Linked DNA regions of Mus musculus: all the other regions are linked to region 1. The links are chromatin loops, found by intact Hi-C in ENCODE. Cell type or tissue: gastrocnemius. All regions are shown on one strand.

Region 1 (5,000 bases):
CGCGAGTATTCACCGTCAGAGGCCTGCAGGAAGCTGTGAAGTAAAACTCACAGAGGAAACCCTGGGTCTCAGTCTCGCATGGCTTCTCTTCCCAGGCCGGCTCGCCGGGTGCAGCTTCAGTTGCTGTCGAGACCGTGACGCACAGAGGGCCGCAGAGTGGAGCCGTCTGGTCGTTGGGCCGCGCCCACCTGCTGTAACTGGTGTGGTTATCGCCAGTAACCCACTGGAAGCCGCGCAGGGGCCCGAGATGCACCGGGTCGTCACAGCCCTGCGGGAGCTGTAAACCGATCCAGGGCCCTAAATCCATACTGCTCTGGCTCAGCAGAAGGGAGATGACATCGGCAGCCACTGAGGAGCGCACTGTCATCAAATGTCCTTGCAGGCGCTGGCAGGCCTGGCTGGCATCGAGGAAGGTCGCGGGGCCCTGGAAAAGCGCGAAGCACTCATGCTCCACGCATTGACTGCCTGTGGGCTGCAGCTTGGCTAGTGCGGAGAGCCCCAGGCTAGCTGGAGCCAGCACACCCAGAAAGAAAATCCCAAGCATGCTGTCCAGGGGTGCACCGTGCAAGTTCCGAGAAAAGCTAGCCCTGCGCTGGTGCAGACACCCAGTCCAGGCAGAGGGGTTTCCGTATGCCTGCGGCGACAGCAGCTAGCCTCTATCACAACCTAGACGTTTCTAGCCCAGGCTCCTAGTCCCTGCGAGGCAGCCTCTAACATGCCACTCCGCTGAAGCTCCAGTTTATAAATGCGCGGCCCTCCCTCTTTGCACGTTCGGGAAAAGGAAGGAAGTGCCTGGTGGGAAGGGCTGATGCTGCGTTCTCGGATTACTGGGTTCTCCGGACGCCTTGCGCCCGCCCTCCAGCCTGGGATCACCTCTGCGCGATGAGTTAAAAAGTCTGTCTGGGCGTTGGGAGGCCCTCGGGCGTGGCCTGCAGGCGCCACCACAGAACAGAACTGTGTCAGCAAGACGACAGTTCCTGCCCCAGACTCTCCGGTATAGCCCGCGGGTAGCCTGTGTTTAAACCTCTACACACGTACACACACTCAGACGCGAACACACACACACTCACACTCACACTTCCACATAGATGCTACCAAAGTTTGGAAGATGGTCCGGTTGGTGGGGCAGGGAAAAGAAAAGTCCAGTAGAGGTGTGTCTGAGACTTGCAAGACTCTGAAAAAGGTGAGCTAAATGCAAGGCAGGAACTCAGGAAGCCTGGCTGCATTGACAATCGGAGGTTTAGGTCCCAAATGACCTTGGAGGAGGCCAGGGGAAACAATACTAGGGCAGCAAGAGGAGAGAGTGGTCTAATAACCCCAAACCCTTCTCCAGTCTCCATTCCTCTCCTGTTCTGAGCAGGCATCTCCAAGGCCAGACCCTATCTAGTTGCTTGAGAACATCGTGCAAGTTTTGTCTGGGCTCAGAGATCATGGCCCCCTTTCCCAGTTCAATTCCTGCAGAATCCTCTGGGGAAGGTGTGTTGCGTTCCTTTGTTCTGGTTTGTTTTGTTTTCCTCCAAGCCTATCTCAGACCCCTCAATGAAACTGGCCCCGGGGTGGGGAGGGGGGGAGGGGGCTTTGCAAGGAGACTGTATGAGCTACAATAGAGCCTACTTGGTTCCTTTTGACGTGATCATTTCCATCGTCATTTGAGAGTCTCAAAAGATAGAGGTGCCTACACAATCCGTTTGCTCACAAAGGGCATTGAAGAGGAGTGTCTTGTGGGCAGCTGGGAGGGGAGGAAGGGAATCTGTCACTTAAGACTTTTAGATGCTAAGCACTCACCAAGAATGTGGAGGGCTGTGTTCAAATCAAAGCTTAGCCACCTCCTCCCCACCTCTCTCATCTGCCTATTCCCCAAGCGTGCGCGTCATCACACACACACACACACACACACACACACACACACACACACACCAAGAGGACCCTGCACTCCGTGGCAGTCACTTCCACCCCACTGCCAGGAGGCGGTGCTGTTGAACTCTAGACCAATCCAAGGACAGTAGAGCATTACTTACTACAACTGCTACGGAGCAGCTCAGACTGCCTGGAGCAAAGCTGAAGGTTAGGAAATTCGTCTGTGGGAAGCCTCGCGAAGTTCCCATGGCTTACAAATGAATAGCTTCTCTGGTTCAGTACAGCTCGGACTTTAGATGAGAACAGAAGGCTGCGGTGTCCTCACGTGGAGAAAAACATTCACAGAGGGACGCGTGGCCAAGAGGGTGAAATGAGGCAGGCAGATTTCTGAGTTCGAGGCCAGCCTGGTCTACAAAGTGAGCTCCAGGACAGCCAGGGCTATACAGAGAAACCCTGTCTCAAAAAAACCAAAAAAAAAAAAAAAAAAAAAAAAAAAAAAAAAAAAAAAAGAGGGTGAAATGAAAGCACTGAAATTGTAAAAAGAAGCAGGTGGAACATCCTCCATCTGCTTGCCCATGTGGGACTCTGTCTCTGTCAAGCCAGAGCTGGGACCTGTAGAGTCCACCACCCCCTTGACTGACGTTGTCTTTATTGGGTCAAAGCTGCCTCAGCTCTCCAGGAAAGAAAACTCCAGAGGGAATGGGAATAAATATAGCAATGCCTGGGTCCTAGGAAAGAGAGAAGAATGACTAGGGGTTGGACAAGGGGATAGCCTCTAGAGAAGGGGGCAGCTTTCTTATGTGGGATGGGACCTCCAGGGGCACTGTTCCAGAGTAGGGGCATCCCCTAGGTAGAAGACAACAGGGCATGGACCAGAGGCACTGTCTGCAGAGTGTGAACTGGTGGGATTATTCAGTGCTGTGAGAGCATGGAATTAAATGGTGGTTACCCTCCTGAGTGGGGACTTTTCAATACGACAACTGCCTTAATTAGGGTTTCTGTGGCTGTGAGAAAACACCATGACCAAACGCAACTTGAGGAGAGAGCAGTTTGTTTCATCTTCCTGCTTAAGGTTCATTGTCCAGAGGAGTCAGGGCGTGAACCTAAGGGCAGGAACGGACACAGAGGCCAGAGTGAAATGTTGCTTACTGCCTTGCTTCTCAATGGTTTGCTCAGCTTGTCTTCTTATATCACCCAGGACCAACCAGCCCAAGAGTGGCACTTCCCACAAGGAGATGGGCCCGTCCACATCAATCATCAGTCAAGAAAGTGCACCACAGGCTTGCCTACAGGCCAATCAACTGGGGGCATTTTTACAACTGAGCTTCTCTCTTCCCAAATGACTATTGTTGGGAGCCGCCCCCACATTCGCCGTTACAAGATGGCGCTGACATCCTGTGTTCTAAGTGGTAAACAAATAATCTGCGCATGTGCCAAGGGTATCTTATGACTACTTGTGCTCTGCCTTCCCCGTGACGTCAACTCGGCCGATGGGCTGCAGCCAATCAGGGAGTGACACGTCCGAGGCGAAGGAGAATGCTCCTTAAGAGGGACGGGGTTTTCGTTTTCTCTCTCTCTTGCTTCTTGCTCTCTTTTCCTGAAGATGTAAGAATAAAGCTTTGCCGCAGAAGATTCTGGTCTGTGGTGTTCTTCCTGGCCGGTCGTGAGAACGCGTCGAATAACAATTGGTGCCGAATTCCGGGACGAGAAAATCCGGGACGAGAAAAAACTCCGGACTGGCGCAGGAGGGATACTTCATTTCAGAACCAGAACTGCGGATCACGTTTATAAAGGTTCCCGTAACACAGACTGTTGAGAAGGATTCAACTGCCGAATTCAGAACTCATCAGCTGGGGAACGACGGTGATAAAGGTTCCCGTAACACAGACTGTTGAGAAGGATTCAACTGCCGAATTCAGAACTCATCAGCTGGGGAACGACGGTGATAAAGGTTCCCGTAAAGCAGACTGTTAAGAAGGATTCAACTGTATGAATTCAGAACTTTTCAGCTGGGGAACGAGGTAAGTCTGATCTTGAACTTTCTAAGGAAATTCAGGACAGTCTATCAGAAGTAAAGTGGAAAATGTTTGGCCTTGAATTTTTTCTAGTGTTAGGAGCCCTTTTGTTCCTTTTCACATGTTATATAGTGCTTAAGATAGGGCTGAAAATTCTAGAGGAAATTCAGGGCAGTCTATCAGAAGTAAAGCGGGGAGAGAGAGTAGGAGCAAGGAGAAACGGTAAGTATACAGGCCTTTCCAAGGGTCTTGAACCCGAGGAAAAGTTAAGGTTAGGTAGGAATACCTGGAGAGAGATTAGAAGAAAAAGAGGAAAAAGGGAGAAGAAAAAAGATCGATTAGCGGAGGTCTCTAGGAGATACTCGTCACTAGATGAGCTCAGGAAGCCAGCTCTTAGTAACTCTGAAGCAAGTGAAGAATCCTCCTCTGAGGAAACAGACTGGGAGGAAGAAGCAGCCCATTACCAGCCAGCTAATTGGTCAAGAAAAAAGCCAAAAGCGGCTGGCGAAGGCCAGTTTGCTAATTGGCCTCAGGGCAATCGGCTACCAGGTGCACTCCCGCCCTATGCGGAGTCCCCGCCCTGCGTAGTGCGTCAGCCCGTAGTGCGTCAGCAGTGCGCAGAAAGGCAGTGCGCAGACTCATTCATTCCCCGAGAGGAACAAAGGAAAATACAACAGGCATTTCCAGTCTTTAAAGGAGCCGAGGGTGGGCGTGTCCACGCTCCGGTAGAATATGTGCAGATTAAATATGGAATCAATGCTAATTTTACCTTGGTGCAGTTAGACAGGCTTGCCAGCATGGCACTAACTCCTGCCGACTGGCAAATGATTGCAAAAGCCGCTCTCCCTAATATGGGCAAATATTTGGAATGGAGATCTCTGTGGCGAGAGGCTGCACAGGCGCAGGCCCGAGCAAACGCTGCTGCTTTAACTCCAGAGCAGAGAGATTGGACTTTTGACTTGTTAACGGGTCAGAGAGCTTATTCTGCTAAACCTGATAAGAGGTATCAATGGAAGGTCTTACCACAGGGGATGTCCAATAGTCCTACAATGTGCCAGCTTTATGTGCAAAAAGCTCTTTTGCCAGTGAGGGAACAATTCCCCTCTTTAATTTTGCTCCTTTACATGG
Region 2 (5,000 bases), 160 kb after region 1:
AAGCCTTAGAACTTAGAATGAGCAGGGGCTTTGAAGTCACATTCTAAACCAGGCATAAGGCAAAGCTAACTCTGAGCAAGGAATTTGGCTATACTGCTTTTTTCATGCCCCAGACCTCCTCAAACCCTAGGACTACTTCCACAACCACCCAGAGTATTCTTTCTGTCTGTCTGTCTCATTTTCCTTCTTACAGTTTATCCCTGATCTCCATTATCCACAACGATCTTTTACACACATTCTAGTATGTTATTCCTCTACTCAAAGCCCCCATCCACTCAACACTGCTGCATGTGTCTTTCCTGTTGGCTTTACATTAAGATCTAAACTCTTCTTGGCCTCTAAGGATGCCTATGATCTGACTTCTGATCCAAACCAAAGCCTGCTCTTTCCACTATCAAAGCATTCTCTCTCCTGCCCAATAGAGCCACCAAAGTTCTTCCTGAGCCAGGCTTCAGACTCAATTTTGAGAGATGTCCCTCCACATTTCCCATAGTGAGCTGCTTCTCATATTCTTAGAGCCCTCTTCTTTGCAAAGTTCTTTCCGGAGCCCACATCCCATGCTTTTTCTCTTGGTAATCCTCTTCCCTCTCCCTGCTCCACACCTTCCTCAGTGCCAGTACACATGTAGGTGTAGCCTCATAGAGGCTGTGCTTAGGTAGGAACTTTCACTTTCCAGGGGAATCAGGACACTTTCTGTACTCCCCTGCCCAGACATCACAGCTCTCTGTTCCCAACCACAATCATGGCGTCCATCCAAACCTGGAACCCATTTGCGTGTTAAGTTATGCACTGACTCAAACTTAATGCCAAGATATGCACATTGTAGGTGAGTTTTCTCTTTGAGATAATATGCAAGTGCCTCAATGGGCTGTGGTGTCTTGATTTAGTTAATGCTTGGGAGGGTTTTGGTGTTTTTTCATTCTCTTGTACTGGGATTTTGGACAAGGAGTCTTCTATGTTTCTTTGAGGGTCTGCAAACGATCTCCACCACACAATTATCAAAGATCAGCGCAATAGATTGGTAAATTGTACGCCTACACTTTGAGATAAGCCCTGATCTCAAGCCCCGGAACTCGAGGCTTCCACCATATGACCTGTGAGAGCCAAATACCAACTTCTTGTCCTAGTGACTTGGAAGTGGGAAAATAATGAGTGTTATTGCTATAAAGAGGACCAAGCTTATAGTAGATAATGACCATCACCTTGGACATTACACATAGAGAAAAGTGCAAAACACATCAAAGTTGTGACCACCCCAGGAACCAGATTCTCATTTCATTCTTTTTTTGTTTATTTATTTATCTGCCTAGGAATTCCATGATAACTAAAGTGATGACATTTGTAATGAAAGGATGGTATCAGCCTGGAATTCCTGCTGTCAGGATAAATAGAAAATCCTTTGCTATTTGATTGTCTGGGATGAAATTAATCGCTCCCCATAAATATCGAATAAAATGATCTGTTTGTTCTAGGAGCAGCTGGAACAATCTTCTGTTTGCTTTCTCCACCCTCGTGCTTATCCTTCTCCTCAGAGTAAGATGACTAATTGGCTTAGCAAGGTCATGAAGTCACATGCTCTCCTTTCACACTGCAAGAGTCCTACAGACCCAGTTGGTGTGCGTGCCATGTCGAGCCTGTCCTGGAGAGTAAGCTGCCCTGTGCTGGGCACTGTACTGATTCCTCCTGTTTTCTTACAGTTGGTGGTCTGGGTCTCCTCCAAGCACTGGTTGGAAGCCTGAGGAGAAGGCCCTGGAGGGGCTTTCCACTTGTATGGAGACAACTCTCACCATGTTCATCTTCCTAATAACCAGGCCTGAAATACAAACATGTATGCAGGCGTGGGCCAGTTCCCCGAAGAAACAGCCCTCTCCACATTAGCCTTTACTCCTTCTCCCCTCTGGTCCTTTTCTACTTCCAGTGCAGTAATATTAAGACATACTATGAAGAGTAGAGTTGCTTCCTGTTGACAATACATGCATATATTTAGATTCTAACATTATAATAAATCTTATCTGGTTTTATATACTCCAAATATTACCATTCTTAGATACAAATTGCTGAGATATTTTAATATTCTTATGTTTTGTACAAAGTCTTCAAAATCCAGTGTGTTCCAATGCCTTAGTACTCACTAATAGCACTTGACAAGCTTAATAGCCACCCACATATGGCAGTTGGCCACTAGACTGGCCAGCATACTTCAGATAACAGAAAAACCCCAAAAAGTTTTTATAAAACAACTGTACATGGTTAATGAGAGAAGAAACAATAACAAATCACTGCCTATGAATACAGATACAAACAACCTAAGCAAAAATATTTTCCAATTGACGTCATGCCACATATAAGAACCTAAGAAACTGGGCTAGAGAAATAGCTCAGTGGTTAAAAGAACTGATTGCTCTTTCAGAGAACCCAACTTTGATTTCCAGCAACCACATGTCAGCTCCCAACCATCTGTAAATCTAATTTTAAAGCAAACTGTGGGTCATGACCGCTTTGTGTATGTGTGTGTGTGTGGGGGGGGGGGGGTGTCAAAGGACCTTTTTACAAGAGTCATATATCAGATATCCTGCATATCATATATTTATATCACAAGCCATAACAATAGCAAAATTACAGTTATGAAGTAGCAGCAAAATAGTTTTATGGCTGGGGATTCACCACAACATAAGGAAATGTATTAAAGGCTATAGCATTAGGAAGGTGAAGACCACTGTTCCAGAGGATCTGACACCCTCTGCTGGCTGCCGAGAGCATTGCTAAAATGTGCTGGACACACATAATTATGGACACAGCTATAGAGATAATAAATACATAAATAAATCTAAGAGAGATTACCTAACACCCTAACCTTCTCCTGTAAGTTCCACAACATTTTATAAAATCTGCTAATACTTTGAAAGTCAAGAAACAGATAATTAAAGTACCAACTTGTATTTCTAAATCAATATGGCAGGTAGTGTAGTTTGGTGGTATAGCATATGCACAAGGCACTGGGTTAACCATCACCAAATGAATAAATGAAACTCTAAGTCATTAAGGGAAAACCACCCATAACTGTTTTTGTTTGGTATATGAAAATATGAATCCTGAGAAACAGTGAAAGCTGCTTCCATATAACTATTAGTGGAAATGTCACAGGTAACAAATGTGACTAGAATGCATTAACAAAGTGACACGTCCACCCAGGAGGCTCCATTTTGAGACAGAAAGTGGGTCACCTAGGGAAATTAACTCTTTCACCTGAGCTTCTGTGAAACTGACCTCCATGGACTTTCCTGCTTCTCTGCCAGGAAGTCAAACCCAAGAGGAGCTTTACAAACAGGAACTACAAAAGACACGGTCAACAATACGCTCCCCAGAGTCAGCTGCATCTGACTCTATGAGGATGGAAAGCCTGTTCTACGTGTTGTGACCTTATAGTGGGCTGTCCCACTTCTAAGGGGTCCCTGGGCCTACAGGTCTTATAGACTCAGATCAATCTCTGGAAGGCTTTGAGCCACCAGCAGCCCTACAAAGGAAGTATGGAGTAGATCCTGAAAGAGGCTTTGGGGAGGAGCTCTATCAGTAACTCCTGTGTCCAAGGAGCAAAGATATTTCATGCTAACATCTCATTTATTAAATATGTAAAAAAATTGAAGCCTCAATTTCCTCATAAATATTAAATTTGACTTACAAATTATTGTTTGTACATTTTGGAAAATACATGCAAATCTAAGTAGACTTTCGTTTCCTCTTTGCTCAGCACTTGGGCAGTTTCATGTAAACTGATTAAAACAGTCTATATTAGTTTATTACTTCCAATGATTCCTTTGAAGCATGCTACCCACTAGTCCTTCCTTATCCACAGAGGACACAGTCCACAGCCCTCAGCTGATGCCAAAGACTAGGGGTTGTGCCAAATGCTAGATCTGATATGTTTTGCTATACAGACACATCTGTGATGAAGTTTAATTTATAATTTAGGCAGAGAAAGAGATTGACAACAATAGCTAATGGCAAAGAAAACAATTATAACCATGTTATGCTGGGACACGGTTGTGTCCTTCTTATCTAGATCAGACCAACATGATCACAAGAGGCCTTAACAGTGACAGAGGGGACAAAAGGGTAGGGGCAATGGCTCTGCCTTTGAAGAGATGAGGGTGCCCAGACTTGGAACTCGAGGCAGATTGCTCAGTTGCTCCTAGAACTTGCAGAGCAGAGAAGTCCTGCAGAGAAGTCCCTGGACTTAGCACGGTATGAGCAGCGTTGGGTTTGGACTTAGCACGGTATGAGCAGCGTTGGGTTTCTGAATGCTGCCTGTGAGTCAGGTCACATCAGTTAGACGCTAATGTGTTAAGCCACTGTGTTTGTGGTCATTTGTAACCTCAGAAATGAAAAATCAATAGGGCCCTCCAATGGGCCTTTTAAATCTAATAGGTCAAACTTAGAACTATAGAAAACCTATGCTGTCTAAAGCCCTGAAGTGCTGATGTATAAGCCTCATAACACATTCCTCTGTGGCTAAAACCAATGTTGTATTTGAAATTTAATACACAGCGAGATGTGTTGAGAAGGTCACATTCTGCTTCTCTCTATAAGACTGAAGAGTGGATGCATAGATCATCCTGACAGAAATGAAATGCTGTATAGAGTTCATTACCCTTTAATCCCTGGCCTGGCCATATGAGATGCCTATGTCCGCACACTCAGGTACTGGTGACCCTGTTACCCACTTTCTACTCATTCATGTGTTGGATGTTCTGGGCTTCCATCTATACCACAGTGCTTAGAGATCAAGATTCCTGGGTTACAGGCTTCCTTCCCCTTCCTGCCTGGCAACCAAGAAGGTACTGATAGTTGCTCACAGGATAATTAATCATCTATGGCATGACCAACAACTTCAGTTACTAAGGTTTGTTTGAGACTGCAGAGTGTACCTTAGGCTTGTCTCTAACTCACAGCACTCCTATCTCAGCATCTGGATGTTGCTACCTTGCAGCCAGTAGAACAAT
Region 3 (5,000 bases), 250 kb after region 1:
AAGAGGCTACCTTTAATTCTATGAAGTGTTAAAGCCAGTGTTGTAGCTATAGTGTAACTATCAAGGAGCAAAGGAAGGTTCTGGAAAAAAGCTTGTTGTCCCTGGTCTTTTTTTCCCTTCTAATCCAAATCCCCCAATGCTGTAGTTTGGATAGGTAAAGCTTGTTAATCCTCATGGTCATCTTGACTGGATCAGAATGAATTAGAGGCTACTCCTCTGGGTGTGCCTGAGGGATATTTCCAGAGAGGTTGAATTGTGAATGTGAAGGTCTTTCCTACACATGGACTGTGGGAAGCCACATGTGCCGTTGCAGAGTGGCACTGACTACTGCTGGCCACCACGCATAAGTTTGGACAAACAACCAATGTGTACATATGCAGTAAAGTTTTTTCAAAGACACTGCCTGGCCCGGGCATGATAATGAGGCTTTGGGAGTATAACCAATCAGATGTGAGACATGCAAATGAGGTATGATAATGAGGCTCTGTGAGGTACAGAGAGAGAGAGAGTAGCCAATCAGATGAGGAACATGCAAATGAGGCTTAGTACATAACCAATCTGGGTGTGAGACACGCCTCTCCTAGGCCTATATAAGCAGCACCAATTCTGGGCTTGGGGTCTCTTCGCCTCTGCAATAAAGCTCTCCCAATAAACGTGTGCAGAAGGATCCTGTTGCAGCGTCGTTACTACTGGCCAGTCCTGCGCGCGCAAGAATGGACAGCACCTTCCCATGGCAGGATGCTCAGAAGAATGAAAGGAAAAGGGGGAGAAAGTGTTCTAAGCACCAGCATTCAACTCCCTTTGATTCCTGACTGTGGACTCATAACCAGCTGTCTCATGTTCCCTCCACTGGAGTTGCAAGATGTTCAAGGCACAATATACCTTTCCTTCTTTAGGCTAGTTTTCTCAAACACTTTGTCACAGCAACAAGAATTAACTAATAGAGGAAATATTCCCCCCAAAGCCCGTGTGTTAAGGACTTGGCTCCCACATGGTTGTATAATTTGGGGAGGTCCTGGAAATCTTAAAGTGTAAGTTGTTGCTAAGGGAAGCAGGCCATGAAGGGTGTGTTGCTGGGAGTATCTTGTTCTAGTGTATTCCTGCTCATCTCTACTTTCTGCCTGCAATGAAGAGAACCTTGTGTGTCACATCCCAACCATTATGAAATTCTATCCAATAATCTCTAAAACAGTGAGCTGAAACAAATCCCTCTTCCCTGTAAGTTTTCTGTCAGGTAATTGGGGCAATGCTACACCGGTGTAACTAGCACGTGCATGCAATCGCCACAAGCTTTTCTGGTTTTTGTTGTTGTTGTTGTTGTTTTTTGGTTTTTTTTTTTATTAGCAACCTCTAAATTCTAAGTGAGTGTATATTTCAATCATTTGATTTATCAACTCCAGCCATTCATTAGTGACTCTTATTGGGGAAATTGCCAAGAAATTTTTAGCTAGTTTTATTAGCTTGGAGCATAGCTAGCGCACCTTCTTAGGGTATCCTTATGGCTCCCAATAGAGATGGGACTTTCTGCTCCCCTTAGTACCCTCCATAGCTGGAAGTAGGAAGAGAAAACCTAGAATGTTCTATGATAACCTGTTTTGGTTTTGTTTGTTTGTTTGTTTGTTTGTTTGTTTTTCATGGATAGTACCTGGGTCCTCTGTGGAAGTGGTACCTCCTTTGGGCAGCTCACAATCAGTGGCATATGGTTAACAAGAAATGGCTGCCTGGGGTCCTCCAGGGCAGGTTCCTTACCATCCCCTCTGCCTTTTATGTACTACCCACCTGGACCCATGTCTAGTACAAAGTTGTTTATGTATATGCTCCTTTATGGTATATGTGTTCATGTCTGTATGTACAGATGTGGGTGTGAATGCACATATAGTGTGCAAGGCATACATAAATATTAGATGTTTTCTTTAATGGTCTTTTATATTATTTTTATTTTATTTAAGTGCTGGCCAGGTACCTAAAATCCTAACCAAGAAGCATTGTTAGCAAGAACTTCAGAGACAGAAACAACCCAAGATTGGAGCCTTTAAACAGCAGATAAACAAACCCAGAGTTTCTACATTCTAAAAAATAAAGCCACAAGAACAAAGCCCTGTGTACCACCATCCATTCAGACAAGAGAGGTATCCTTAGAAATTTCCGTTTGTCAAATGTTTGAGCTAAGAGAGAAATAGATGCCTTCTAAGAGATAACAGGAACTCAGTGCAGCATCTTAGCCTAGCATTGTGCTTAGAATAGGCGAGAGCACCCTCGTGTGGCAGATACTTTAAATGTCAACTCAGCATCCAAGAGTAGGCCAGCTGCAGGCAGCTTCCAAACAGGGGAAATGGAGGCTCAACCTTTGAGCCTGAATCAACAGTCAAGTAGTGTAAAATTGTTTTATTGGATGATAATGTATGATTTCTGTACTGTGAGTGTTTATACTGTAGTCAGCACAGTGGTCCTACTGTATTATCCTTGATGGCAGGAGTAGCAATTCTAGGAGGTGGTTAGAAATGCAAATTGCTCCTGCTTTAGAAACTGATGCTGAAGGCTAGCCTACAAATGTCAGTATGCCTTTTTATGAATTCTGAAGCTTGTTTATGTATATGCTCATGTATGATATATGTGTTCATGTATGTATGTATGTACAGATGTGGGTGTGAATGCACATATGGTGTGCAAGTGTGCGAAAGGCATATATCAATATTAGATGTTTTCTTTAATGGTCCTTTATATTATTTTTATTTCTTGTGTTTGTATGTGTATATGCAGATATGCTCTGATGTGCACCTGTAACTCCAGCTGTGCAGACTCATCAAGCCTTTTCATCTTGTTTTTTGAGGTGTAGGCTCTCACTGAATCTGGAGCACATCATCAATTTAGCCAAGTTGGCTAGGCATCCTCCTGACTCAGTCCCCAAAGAAACCCTAACCTTAACCCACACCCAATCCTACACATACACACAGCCACCAGCAGAAAACATGACATGACCACAGAAGTGTAAGAAGTACACCTAGTGGGGTCCAGAGACTGAGGCAGGACAGGGTCGTCAGCGCATGAGAACAACATGTGAGAGTCAGTTCTCTCTTTCCACCATATAGATTCCAGGGATTGAACCCTGGTCATCAGGCTAGACAGCAGATGCCTTTAACTAATGAGTCACCATACCCATGCCCTCTGCCAACAGCCAAATGTATACAAGACTAATAGAACAACTTGGAGCTTTGTACTAGGCATGGAGTCCAGGAGAGTAGTACTCACCAGTCAGGGAAGATGAATTGTAGGGTAAAAGACCATGACCAAAGGGGAAAACTCCCTGACTCTAACTTGACCCATAGCCCAAGACCAGAGCCAAGAAACAATCCCACCAATTGTGCTTGCCTCAAAATCAAGCCAAAGAATCACATCAATCCCTGAGCACAAAATCCTATAAGTCCCTAAACCAGAAACTTTACCAATCCCTATGCTTGCTCCAAGATCAGATCACAAAAATTCTACCAATCCTAGGCCACTCTGAAAAGCTGTGCCCCTCCCGCAAGAAACCCTATATAAAGTCTGCCACCCTTCTGGCCTTTTCTCCCCCAATAAATCCCTTGTGTGAGGTTGTTATGCAGTGACTTTGTGGTATTCTTTGGCTCACGATTTATTGCTGGGATCCCTCTCAGAGAAGAGCTGTAACACTTTCACTGGGAAAATCTCCCCCAGCTGGAGCAAAGCTGTAACATTTACATGAATGATGAAAGAACCAGACTTGGTGGCTCCTAGGCACCCACATCTTGTTGGCTGGATGTCCAGTCACTAAGAGTGAGCTGCCTAGGAGATACCACTTTCGCAAAGGAGCCTTAGCTTCTGTCCATGAGAAAGCAGGTTATAGAACATTCTAGGTTTCTTCTGTTTACTTCTAACTGTGGAGGGTAGATTATTTGAGGCAGCAGGAAGTCCCTTAGGTATTGGGGGCCATAAGAATACCCTAACTAGAAGACTTGGCCATGGCCCAACCTTATCTTTGAGATAAGGTCTTGATAAATCTGGAGCTCATCGATTCAAGTAGACTAGTTAGGTAGTGATCTTCATACCTCAGTCTACAAAGCTAGAGTTATATATTTAACTCTATAGCTGTATGCTGCAGCATCTAGCTTTTATGTGGGTTCTGGGTATCCAAACTTGGGTCCATACCTTTGCACAAGCAGATACTTTATCAACTGGCATACTAGTCTAGTATATAATTGGAGGTTGGTATGCTAGTTTAGTATAAAGTGAACAGTTGGCATGCTAGTCTAGTATACTGTGAGCAGTTAATATGCTAGTCTAGTATATAGTTGATAGCTGGTATAATAGCTTAGTATACAGATGACAACTGGTATACTAATCTATCATAAGGGAGCTATAGACAGGAAGTCATAGGGGTGAGTTCTCTGACCCCAGGAAAACCCCTTGGAAAGCTGTTTAGACTCAGCTTAGAAGAGCCAGTATACCAATTAGGGGAAGAAAGGAAGGCAGAGACAGAGTTTGTTGGACGGCAACCTAGTAGAGCTGTACCCACCAGGGCATCAAGTCATCCATCCCCATGTCTGCATCAGCAGTGCAGATTCAGAAACTGAGCATGCATGGATTAGACAATTCACTCTTGACCTTGCAGATCTACCTGGTTCTAAACACCCCCATCTCCCTGTATCTTTCTGCTTGATCTGCCTGGATTTCTCTAATCATCCCCAAAGCTAATGAGGCTCTTGCTGTAGATCTAGTAGGAACTGTGAAGCATGAGTGGATCTGGTAAGGCTGACGCAGTATGAGCTCACAGGGAGAGAGTAACATGGCTCAGACTCTGACCCAGTGCTCACCAAGTCAGAGGTACAAACAGATGGCCCAGGGTAGGAAAAGAAAGTCTCTAAGGATACCTGTAGCTGAGAAACCAGTGGAGATACCAGAGAACATGTGGCATTTAAGTCTTGAAAGAAGGGATTTCTTTCTTTCCCTCTGTTTAATACTTGAGATAAAAGTCATACAACATA

Evidence for each region. A loop is a pair of places that touch in the nucleus more often than their neighbours do. Peaks named below come from ENCODE experiments on the same cell type or tissue, not always from the same donor. Only the 100,000 strongest peaks of a DNase experiment are listed, where the experiment ranks them.
Region 2: a loop joins it to region 1, with 4 times the contacts of the local background. A loop is called at or near these places in 29 of 42 quality-filtered maps.
Region 3: a loop joins it to region 1, with 2.5 times the contacts of the local background. A loop is called at or near these places in 18 of 42 quality-filtered maps.

The regions. Positions count from the first base shown.
Region 1 is chr2:148,407,403-148,412,402 of GRCm38, forward strand. It overlaps Thbd (thrombomodulin), which reads right to left and starts at 786. Exons shown (of 1, transcript NM_009378.3): 1 at 1-786. The coding sequence starts at 544. In gastrocnemius, CTCF peaks have their summits at 909 and 1,979; DNase peaks (open chromatin) are centred at 236, 747 and 1,960; H3K4me3 peaks cover 1,831 bases; H3K27ac peaks cover 2,088 bases.
Region 2 is chr2:148,569,617-148,574,616 of GRCm38, forward strand. No RefSeq gene overlaps it. Among named protein-coding and RNA genes, the nearest start is that of Gm46770, 10 kb to the left of the region's middle. In gastrocnemius, a CTCF peak has its summit at 2,748 (motif pointing left); a DNase peak (open chromatin) is centred at 2,743.
Region 3 is chr2:148,652,909-148,657,908 of GRCm38, forward strand. No RefSeq gene overlaps it. Among named protein-coding and RNA genes, the nearest start is that of Nxt1, 17 kb to the right of the region's middle. In gastrocnemius, a CTCF peak has its summit at 2,272; a DNase peak (open chromatin) is centred at 2,260.